Regions from separate parts of the Homo sapiens genome. Here region 1 is linked to region 2. Evidence: read pairs that join two places in POLR2A ChIA-PET (ENCODE). Cell type or tissue: PC-9. All regions are shown on one strand. Links, peaks and the distances in the headings refer to the core of each region. The heading gives the core; the rest is flanking DNA. Region 1 overlaps TUT4 (terminal uridylyl transferase 4). Region 2 overlaps SHISAL2A (shisa like 2A).

Region 1 (5,380 bases), core at 304-5,303, 150 kb after region 2:
AGTAAGAAATAAAGATGAGCTACTTGTAGAACTGAATTATTTTTACCAGGTGGGGCAGTTTTCTATTATAAATAAGGAGATAGAATCAGGCTGTAGTGATACAGCTTTATCCAAGGTCAGTTGAGATGTCCTCTGATGCCTTCTGACTCCCCATTCTGTGTAATACCAAGATTTTCTTGGTAGACTTGTCTTTGGTCTGCTAACATTTTACAATTGAAAAGTTTATATGATTGATTTCATGACTTCCTTAGTGACCTCATCAGTACACAGGGCTTTAGGTATTCTGTATGTATGCTTTCAACTCCTGAAAGCAACTCTTTTTACCACCTTCACCACTCTCACCTTGAACTAAGCCAACATAATCTCTTTTTTGGATTATTGAATTATGCTGTTAACTGCAATAGCCTTTCCTGCTTCTATTCTCAATATAGAAAGCAAATGATCCTTTTAAAATATAAATTAGATCTTGTAATTCTCTGCTCATAAACCTTCAATGGCTTTCCCTCATACTTAGAATAAAAGCCAGAGTCTTCACAAGGGATTTTGTGATCTGTCCCCTATTAGCTCTCTGTTCCCAGTTATGCTAACTTTTTTGTAGTTTCTCAAATATTTTAGGTACCTTCCTGCCTCAGGGCCTTGGCATTCACTTTTCCCTCTGCTTGAAATGTGTCTTTTCAGATATCCACACAGCTTAATCCTTCACTTCCTTAAAGTTACTTTATCAATAAGGTCTTAAGTGATGTCTCTACTTTTAAAAAGCAGTAACTCCCCCGACCCCAGGCATATTTGTGCATTTGTTTATTACCTGTCTCCTTACACTGTAACGTAAATTCATATAGACAGGGATTTCTATTTTATTTACTGCTCTTATCCCCAGCTCCTAGAAAAATGTTTGCTGTATAATATGAGCTCAATATATTTGATGAGTAAAGAAGTAGTTGTTTTGAAACTAAGAGGTAGCGTTTTCTTTGAGGACTTAATTCATTCTCCAGTAGGAACTGATTTGACAGAATTTTTATGCTAGAGAATTGAAATAACTAGATTGAGCCAACTTTTCTTATTTACTTGTTGCCTTGGGCAAATTAATCCCTGAGATTTAGTTTGCCAATAAAATGGGGAGTTCTGATAGGGTTGTTGAAAGGTTAATACTCTATAAGGGATGGCTATATTTATTTTTAGTCTGTAGCAGGATTGTTGCTAAATTTGGAGCAAGTTTCTCATTTAAAAGAAATTATGTAATTTTCTGAGGTGAAAGAATCTTTTTGTCAGAAGCTGAAGCCTGTTGAATATCATAAATCAATCTGAAATAAAAACTAAGCATTGCTAAAGTTTCAGTGTAAGGCATTAGAAACTTTTAAAATTCCACATGTATTTATTGTGTGTTTGTAATTTTTTATTGTGTAATCTGCGTAGAATGTTGACTTCAGATTCAGGTGTACAGGAATTTAAATTCAGTGTCTTCCACTTAATACTTGCTATATCCTTGTAAAAGGTGCAGGTTCTATGGGCTTTTGTTTTCACATCTATAAGATGAAAATAATGTCAATTTAATCAGATGATTAGGGGAATTAAAATGACAAATTGTATGTTAAACACCTAGCATAGTGCCTGGCACATAACAAGTATTCAGTAATTACTAAGTTTTATTAGTATTTTGAGAATACATACACGAAGTATGAGTGACGTTCTGTGACTGATAGTTTAGTGTGTTAGAATTGTTATTCCCTTCAGTTGTGACCTCAAGAGGTTATTCATTTATCCCCATGATACTGTGATTGGAGTGTTTTTCGAACTCAACTTTTGAAATTTCTTACATGTTTGTGGCCCATTCTTTTGAAATCCCCAATTCGAGGGCAGATTTTATTTTTTTATGGTAATCAAAATGGCTGCAAGTTAAATTTGAAATCAGTTTTGGGGACAACATTGGAATAAGACTAAATAGCAAGACCACTTTTCTTTTTTTTTTTTTTTTTTTTTTTTGTTAATACGAAGTCTTGCTCTGTTGCCCAGGCTTGAGTGCAGTGATGCGATCTCGGCTCGCTGCTGCAAACTCTGCCTTCTAGGCTGAGACAATTCTTCCACCTCAGCCACCAGAGTAGCTGGGATTACAAGCCTGCGCCACCATGCACGGCTAAATTTTGTATTTTTAGTAGAGAATGGGTTTCTCCATGTTGTCCAGTCTTGTCTTCAACTCCTGAGCTCAAGTGATCTGCCAGCGTCGTCCTCCCAAAGTGCTGGGATTACAGGCATAGCCACCACACTCAGCCCGACTGCTTTTCTTACATTGGATTCTAAAGATGATAGTAGGTGAATATTAAACATAATTTAGCATTACCATGATATTGTTAGATATCGTATTAAAGTTAGTATGTAATCTCCTATGATAACTATTTTGAAAAAGGACTACTATCTCTTCAGTATATAAGTTTATTAAAAACTATTACTTTAGAAGAAGGAAAGGATAAAGAAAAAACCTTCAGTGCTTATTTCTGTCTACTTACATAATTGTATTATTCACTTATATAGTCAATAGTTTACTCCTCTGTTTTCTGAATAAAGTGCATTTTTAAAATTTGTCTCTTCAGCGATCACCAGAATATACCAATTGTCGGTATCTATGCAAACTTTGCTTAATTCACATTGAAAATATCCAGGGGGCTCATAAACATATAAAGGAGAAACGACATAAGAAAAATATTTTGGTAAGTTCTTTTTAAAAAATACTTTTATTTATTTTTCAAGTTGTAAAACCATATTGAATATTTTTTATTTGTGAAACTAAAAATGAAATATTTGTCCAATCTTATATTGGTAACTGAAGTGATAGCTTTGGAAGCAATTGTTGCCTTCCTTATCTGAGATAATCAGGAAGGAACCTTGTTGAGACCGGTTTGCTCATCCTTTAGAATGTTGATTCCTAAGTTTAGAGCTGTTAGGTACAATTAGTCCATCCAACTGATGTTTATTGAGTTCTTGTGTGCTACTTCTAGGCAGTGGTGAATAAGATAGTTGTGGTTCCTGCCCTCAGATTTTCTAAGAATTGATGAGGGCATGCGTTGAATAAAGATTTAAATATAATGAGTCTTGTTAGGGGGGGAAGATTGTGCTAAGGAGGTGTATGAAGATATTTTACTTGATCTAGAACAGGGGAGGTTTCTCTGAGAAAGTGACTTTTGAATGAAGTAGTAGTTTAAATGGCAAAAAGGTGAGTGGCCTAGAAGGGTAAGTGGGAGAGCATTTTACACAAAAAGCAGCATGAATTAAAAGTCTTTAGGCAGGAAAAGGCATGGCATATGAGTAACTTTAAGTCTAGTATGATTGGAACAAAGAGAGCTGGGGGAAAATGATGTGATGTGAAGCTGGAGAAGTGCAGACAATTAAGAAACTTATAAGCTTCGGGAATTTGTAATTTTTCAGTTATTTCTATTGAAATATCCCATAGACATAGATATGAATAGAGGGCTTTTAAAAATGTATTAGTAAATTAGCTATTTAATTTTTTCTTTTTAAAGTTACAACAGCAGTAATAATACTGTGTAACCTCTTATCTCTAGGTCTTAGCTCATGTATCTTCTTTAAGAAATATTCTACCTGACCCTCTCAGCAAGTCTGGGTTGGATACTCCTTCTCTGTGCCCCCATAACAACTTCCACATATTTTGATCAGAAAATCTAACACATTGTATTCTGGCTGTCTACCTTCTCTTCCCTTCTAGACTTCAATATGCAGTGTTCTAGAAGGCATATTTAGTTATTTTTGTTTCTGAGTTCCTTAGGACAGTGTCTGACAACAGTAGGTGCTCAACATAGTTTTCTTGAAAACAACAAATGAACTGAAGCAGATAGAACAGGGACAAGGGAGTAGTTTAGGTGATAATAATTAGGAATTTTCCAGAAATGTCAGAAGATGCCTATCATTAGTTCCAGGAAGCTCGGGCTTGCAAGCAAGAAACCTTTTTTTTTTTTTTTTTGGAGACAGAGTCTCACTCTGTCTTCCAGGCTGGAGTTCAGTGGTGCAATCTTGGCTCACTGTAACCTCTGCCTCCCAGGTTTAAGCGATTACCCTGCCTCAGCCTCCCAGGTAGCTAGGATTACAGGCATACCATGCCTGGCTGATTTTTGTATTTTTAATAGAGACGGGGTTTCACCTGGGCAAGCAAGAAACTTAAAAAGAAAATCATACCTAGGCTGGGTGCAGTGGCTAAGGTCTGTAATCCCAGCACTTTGGGAGGCTGAGGCAGGTGAGTTGCTTGAGCCCAGGAGTTTGAGACCAGCCTGGGCAACGTGGCAAAACCCTGTTTCTACTAAAAATACATAAAAATTAGCTGGGCATGGTGGCATGTGCCTGTAATCCCAGCTTCTTGGGAGGCTGAGGTATAAGAATTGTTTGAACTCATGAGGTGGAGGCTGCAGTGAGCCAAGGTCACACCACTTCACTTTAGTCTGGGCGAGGGAGCGAGACTCTATCACAAAAAAAAGAAAAAGGAAAACTATACCTATACACATTACAGATTGAGTATACCTTATCCTAAATGCTTGGGACCAAAGTATTTTGGATTTTTTCAGATTTTGGAATATTTGCATTATACTTTAATGAGCATTTCCTTTGAGCATCATGTTGGTGTTCTAAAAGCTTCAGATTTTGGAGCATTTCACATTTTGGATTTTCAGATTAGGGATGCTCAGCCCGTATAGGGAAACTTTAGAACATTATAGAAATGAACAAAAAGAAAGCAAACTTGAATGCAGCCATATAGGACGTATACTTTTGGTGAAGTTAGAGTAACAGTGGATTTACTTTTCCCTTGAAATGACAAACAAAAAAAAAATACAGAAATATGAAGCAGTGGTTTTCAGGCGACAGAGTCAATGAATGAAAAACAAATGGCCTGAGCCCAATGTTGGCTCCAGCTTGAGAGTTTCTAGGTTGCACTATAGGGAAGGGAACCCAGTGGACTCTCACAGTTGAAGAGAGAGACCTTAGAGTGCACTAAGTCCAAGATAGCTAAAATTCACAGGACAGTGTAACTAAAATGAGAAAACTGCACAAAAAGAAATCCAGAGAACTGTGGATGATCCTCTTAAAGTATTCAGCACAATGCTGATTGGTGCATGCATATGAAAAAGCTTCCTGAACCCAGGGAAAGAATTGTCAGAGGAAATTAGACCAGTGATTGGTGCTCATACAGGACTTCTTCCTATCCAGACTGGAAAGCCTCGTGCTTCATGGGACACTGGGTAGAGTACTCAGAAGAATCTTGTTTCAGTAGTAGGGATATTTAGCCCTAAACTAAATGTGGTCTGGTCCTACATAAAATATTTTAAAGGCAACATTCAAAATGATAAATGGTTTCCAAGTATTTAATGTCATTACAGAACAA
Region 2 (5,380 bases), core at 133-5,132:
GAAACCCTTTCCTGTGGCTCCCTTTTGCCCTCGGGATAAAGACCAAGCCCCTTAATATGGCAAAGGCTTCAGGACTTGGCTCGTCTACCCTTCCAGCTTCATCTTTCACCATTCCCACCTTGTGTCTACCCAAACTGAACTACTTATTGTTACCTGAAAGAACCATATGGTCTCTCTTAGCCATAGGTCTTCATGTATGCTGTTCCTTCTGCCTTAAATGCTGTTCCTCATCTTGTACCAGAAACCTCCTTTCACCTGTCAGTGGGTCCTTTAAACTTAATCCAGTTATTGCTTACTCCAGGAGGCCTTCCCAAAGTCTTTGGCTAGATTAGGGATCTTTTGTAAATGCCTGTAGCAATGAGCTTCTTGAAGATAGGGATCGGGACCTCATTTAGCCAAGATTCTGGCAGAAAATCATTGTCAATCAATGTTGAATGGACAAACAAATGTGAACGTCTGAGAAAAAAACACCTAGCAGGATAGCTGTAAAGGGGAGTGGAATGTTCTAACGTTTCCAAGTTCCAAGATTCAACATTCTCTAATTCTGGGCTGAAGATTCACTCCCCTCCATCCGAAGCCCACTCTCCAGCTAGCTCCTCCGCCCTGTGCCCTCTGAGTGTTTGTTCTCAGGCAGGCACACACACATGTTCTGAACATAACCGGGAAAGCAATTTACAAGAAATAATTGCCGGTCGATGTGTGCTTGGGAACAGCGGTGAGCTCAGACTATTTCTGTCTGCGTATCAGCCCACCCAGCATCCTCCCACTGCGGCTGCCCTGGGGGAGGGGCTCCTATCACACAGGGTGGGCAGTTTGTTTCTAATGCAGGACCCAGACTAGCCAACCCCAGTGACAGCCGGCTCTGAGCCTTGATTGAATTCAAAGGAGAGGAGCTGTTGGGGGGCAGGGAGGGGCTTTATGAGGCCTAGGATGTGTAGGTCAGCAAAAGCAGCATGTACATTCCCTTTCTCCAACTGTTGGGGAAATTCTACCAGGTCTTCAGGGCCTTGCTCAGTGTGCGGTCTCCCCCACATCTCTCTGGCTCGGAGTCCTCAAAGCTTGTTTTTGTTCTTGCAGAGGCTGTTGTGCTCAAAGGGTGGTCTCAGACCAGCATCATCAGCATCACCTGGAATTTGTTAGAAATGCAAATTCTGGGGACTTACTCCTGACCTACTGAGTCAGACACTGGGGTAGGAGGCCAGCATTCTGTGTTTTAACAAGCCCTCCACACAGCTGATTCTGATGCAGCCTCGAGTTTGAGAACCACTGCCTTAGGCCGCGGATGACCACTTTAGCGTTTGGAATGCACACAGCATCTCCCCCTTCTGACTGCTAGCAGCCTAAAGGCAAGGGCATTATCAGATTCTTTCCTGAAACCTCCCAGTCTCCCTTGAAAGTGTTCAGAGAAAAGTTGGATTTTTCTGATGAGGATACCAAGGACAGAGAAGGAATTCGTCCTGTGAAGGGTCGCACAGAGCGTCAGGGACTAAACATCCCAATATCACCCAGCCCCACCACATATATACAAGTACCCTAAGCTCTTTCTATAACAAATAACTTGCAGGTCCTGGGCCACACTGGCTCGCTCTCACTATTGTGAACAAGCTGTATTCTGACCATAATGTTTTCTGTTCCTGTCTCACCTGGAAACTTTGAGTCATCTTTGATGATTCAGCTCAGACATCATTTCTTCCTCCCTAAAGCCCCATGAAGGGCCACCACTGGGCCTCCTGGCCATTTGTGTGCCTGCCTTGTCCTCCATGTGAGCCCCTTGAGGGTGAGAACTGTCTGATTCCTCTTGTTTGTGGCAACCTGCACAGGTCCTAGAATAGAATGGATACCACTAAGTGTGCAGTAAATGGACAAGGGTGCTGGGTTTTAAGTGCTGAAAATAGGCTGGGTGCAGTGGCTCACACCTGTAATCCCAACACGTTCAAGGCTAGCCTAGGCAACATAGCAACCACCCGTCTCGATAAAAAAAAAATTTAAAAATTAGCTGGACACAGTGGCACGCACCTGTAGTCACAGTTGCTTGGGAGGCTGAGGCAGAAGGATTGCTTGTGTCAGGAGTTTGAGGTTGCAGTGAGCTATGATCTCCACTGCACTCCAGCCTGGTGACAGAATGAGACTGTCTCAAAAAAAAAATGCTGAAATAAAAGAGCACACACACACACACACACACCACCACCACCACCACCACCAACAACAACAAATGAAGCAAGACCAGAACCAAAATCTCTTGACTTCCAGCCTAGAACACTTCTGTGGGTGACTCACCCTGTCTTGCCACCCCATCATGTACCCTTTGGCTGGCCTCAGGCACAGGTATCTAAGAGTGACTCTTTCACTGTTGCCAAATCCAGCAGCAGGTCATGTCACTGTCTGAAATGTCAAGAGCTGCTTTTGGTGGCTGCTGAGCTGCGTCTCCACAGTCCTTGTCTTGCATTCCGAAGGCGAAGCCTAAAAGCCATCGCCAAAGTTAGGAGAGCAGCCAGGAGGGAGGGCTGACAGTCAGCATCTTGCCCTAAGATTCCTTTGCGATCAGATTAATAATAAGACATGTTAAAAATAATAATAATAGCTAACACATAGTGCTTTCCATTTGCCAACACTTTTCTATGTACTTGCATGGACTTAGTAATTTAGTCCTTCCCCAAGCCCTATTAGAAGATACTACTAAGATTCCAGCTTATATAGATGAGAGGACTGAGGCACAGAGGTTACCTAGCAAGTAAGTGACAGGGGCAGGATTTTAACCAGGCATTTGGCTCCAGAGTTGTTCAGTATTACATAGTTTACTGTTATTGTCCATTTGTAATTTAAAAAGTCTTTTAGCAGGAATACTATGTTATCATCCATTGGTCATTTAAAAAGTCTTTTAACAGGCCAGGTGTGGTGGCTCACATCTGTAATCCCAGCACTTTGGGAGGCCAAGGCAGGCGGATCACTTGAGGTCAGGAGTTCAAGACCAGCCTGGCCAACATGGTGAAACCCCGTCTCCACTAAAAATACAAAAATTAGCCAGGCATGGTGGCACACACCTGTAGTCCCAATTACTTGGGAGGCTGAGGTGGGAGGATCACTTGAACCCGGAAGGCGGAGGTTGCACTGAGCTGAGATCATGCCATTGCACTCTAGCCTAAGTGACAGAGCAAAACTCCGTCTCAAAAAAAAAAAAAGTCTTCTAGTAATTTAATGTTTACGAAGTGAGTTCAAATCCATCACCTCATTGAACACTTGCAATAACCCAGCAAGGGGACTGAGGCTCAGGAAGACAAGGGACTTTATCAAGGCCACACAGTGGCAGAGTCCACCCTCTGGAGCCTGTATTCAGTCTGATAACCATTCATTCATTCATTCATTCTTCTTCTTTTTTTGTGATGAGGTCTTGCCCAGGCTGGAGTGCAGTGGTGTGATCATAGCTCACTGCAGCCTCGACCTCCAGGGCTCAACTGATTCTCCTGCTTCAGCCTCCCAAGTAGCTGCAACTACAGGTATAAGCCACCACATGTGGCTAATTTTTAAATTTTTTGTAGAGTCTGGGTCTCACTGTGTTGCCCAAGCTGGTCTTGAATAAGTGGGCTCAAGTGATCCATCCACCTTGTCCTCCCAAAGCTCTAGGACTACAGGCGTGAACTGCCGCGCCCTGCCCCTATTCATTCTCTCACTTAGCACTCACTCCTTCATCTACCTAAGAAATAGAATGACGCCTGAGCCCTGTGCACAACATACTCCCTCTCTATCCGTCCCTCTGCAAGGGGCTTACTCCAGGATGGCGCACTCCAGGGTGAGGCAGAGCTGCTGAAGAGGCAGAGATCATCCCCCTCTGAGGGCTAATCATCTTCTCAGGGGCTCCTAAATACACCTACTGTGGGGCAGGAAAACCATGTCAGAGTTCTCTGACTTCCCAGTTGGGTGAGGGGCTCCTCTGTGCCTTCACAGGCCCCAGGCTTCCACCCGATTGCATGGAGTTGTTACTGACCATTTTTCCTAGGAGTCATGTCAAAGTTCTTTGGCCCACAATAGGCCAAGCAGAACAGTATGGCAGGGTCCACAGCAGGGCTGGGTATCTTTGCTGGGAGAAGCCCTCATTTATCATGCTAGGCTCTAAAGTCCTTTCCCACTCCCACCTTTCACTGAAGAGACTCCAGAAGGGGATGGTATGGAGACATTTATTGAATGTTTATGGGACTGGTCCACATAGGTCAGGGTTGGGTACAGAGGCTTCCTCAGGGCTGCCTGGAATGTCACTGGTGGTCACTGTGGCCATGAAGCAATGATGGAGGAGGCGTTTGGAGTTCACAGCCTGCCCCTCATTGCTCTCCAGCTGCGGGTTCAAGCAGGAGTAACTCTGCTGGAGAGGGCTCACTTTTGGCACTTCTGCCGCCATGCCTGTGTTCACACCTTGGCAGTCAGGAGAAACCTCCTCAGGGCCTGGAAAACAGCAAACTGAGGGTGTGTGGCTCTCTTCTTCCCCAACAGGATCACACTCCCCAGCTGACTTCTCTGGTGCTTACCTTGGGCAGTGCACTGTGGTCAGAGCCTTAGAAGCATCATTTGTTTAACATGTATTTATTAACAATACACCACATTATGCACTGAGAGCTGTCAGTGTTGCTCATGAACTTGTAGTTTGGTGGAGGAAACAGATAAGAAACAATTGTTAAGAGCTATGAAGACTTGACCTTCACCATAACCCTATGAGGTAGGTACTATTAGAAATCCATTTTATAGATGAGAACACAGGATTACCATACAGCTAGTATGGAGAAGAGTGGTGGACATTTTTAAAACATAGATTGTTCTCGCTTTGAGAATAGATTCCATGCTTCTCTTTGCTGAGTGACTTATCTTCTCTCTTCCTCTTAAATCAAAGCTTGAAAGGAAGTCCACTTGGCCTTATTATTCTCTACCTTCCATTCATGACTTGTTCAGCTGCAACTTACTTTGTTCTGCCCCCACTATACCTTCAAACTATTTGTCACTAAACCCATAGTCACTTCTAAATCCTTATCTCCCTTATCAGGAACATTTAACATTATTTATTTATTTTAAATTTTACTTTACCAGTTATAGGACTCTGATTCTTTTTTCCTTTTTCTTTTTTTAATCAGGAGCATTTGACACAATTGAACATTTCTGTCTTTCTAGATAAAAAAATGTATCAAGTGTTTAAGCCAAAAATTCGAGTCATCTCTCACACCTTCTACCTCGGCCCTTTCACAAAGCCAGGTCCTGCTGGTTCCACCTAATAGTCATCTGTGGTATCCACCCATTTCTCTCCATCCTCAAGGCTACCACCTTAGATCAGGCTTTCATCTTCTTCTGCCCAGACCCCTGGAACGGCCTCCAGTGGGGGCCCCTCCATCACGTCCTCCAT

The links. Peaks named below come from ENCODE experiments on the same cell type or tissue, not always from the same donor. Only the 100,000 strongest peaks of a DNase experiment are listed, where the experiment ranks them.
Region 1: POLR2A ChIA-PET joins it to region 2 with 6 read pairs; 7 of 35 experiments call an interaction of 5 or more read pairs at or near these places.

Annotation. Positions count from the first base shown.
Region 1 is chr1:52,506,918-52,512,297 of GRCh38, reverse strand. It overlaps TUT4 (terminal uridylyl transferase 4), which reads left to right. Exons shown (of 30, transcript NM_001009881.3): 4 at 2,586-2,702. Among named protein-coding and RNA genes, the nearest start is that of TUT4, 43 kb to the left of the region's middle. In PC-9, for the core only: no CTCF peak of the experiment used is centred there; no DNase peak of the experiment used is centred there.
Region 2 is chr1:52,655,844-52,661,223 of GRCh38, reverse strand. It overlaps SHISAL2A (shisa like 2A), which reads right to left. Exons shown (of 3, transcript NM_001042693.3): 3 at 4,159-4,434. The coding sequence ends at 4,184. Among named protein-coding and RNA genes, the nearest start is that of SHISAL2A, 25 kb to the right of the region's middle. In PC-9, for the core only: no CTCF peak of the experiment used is centred there; DNase peaks (open chromatin) are centred at 1,233, 1,663 and 2,303; H3K27ac peaks cover 1,623 bases.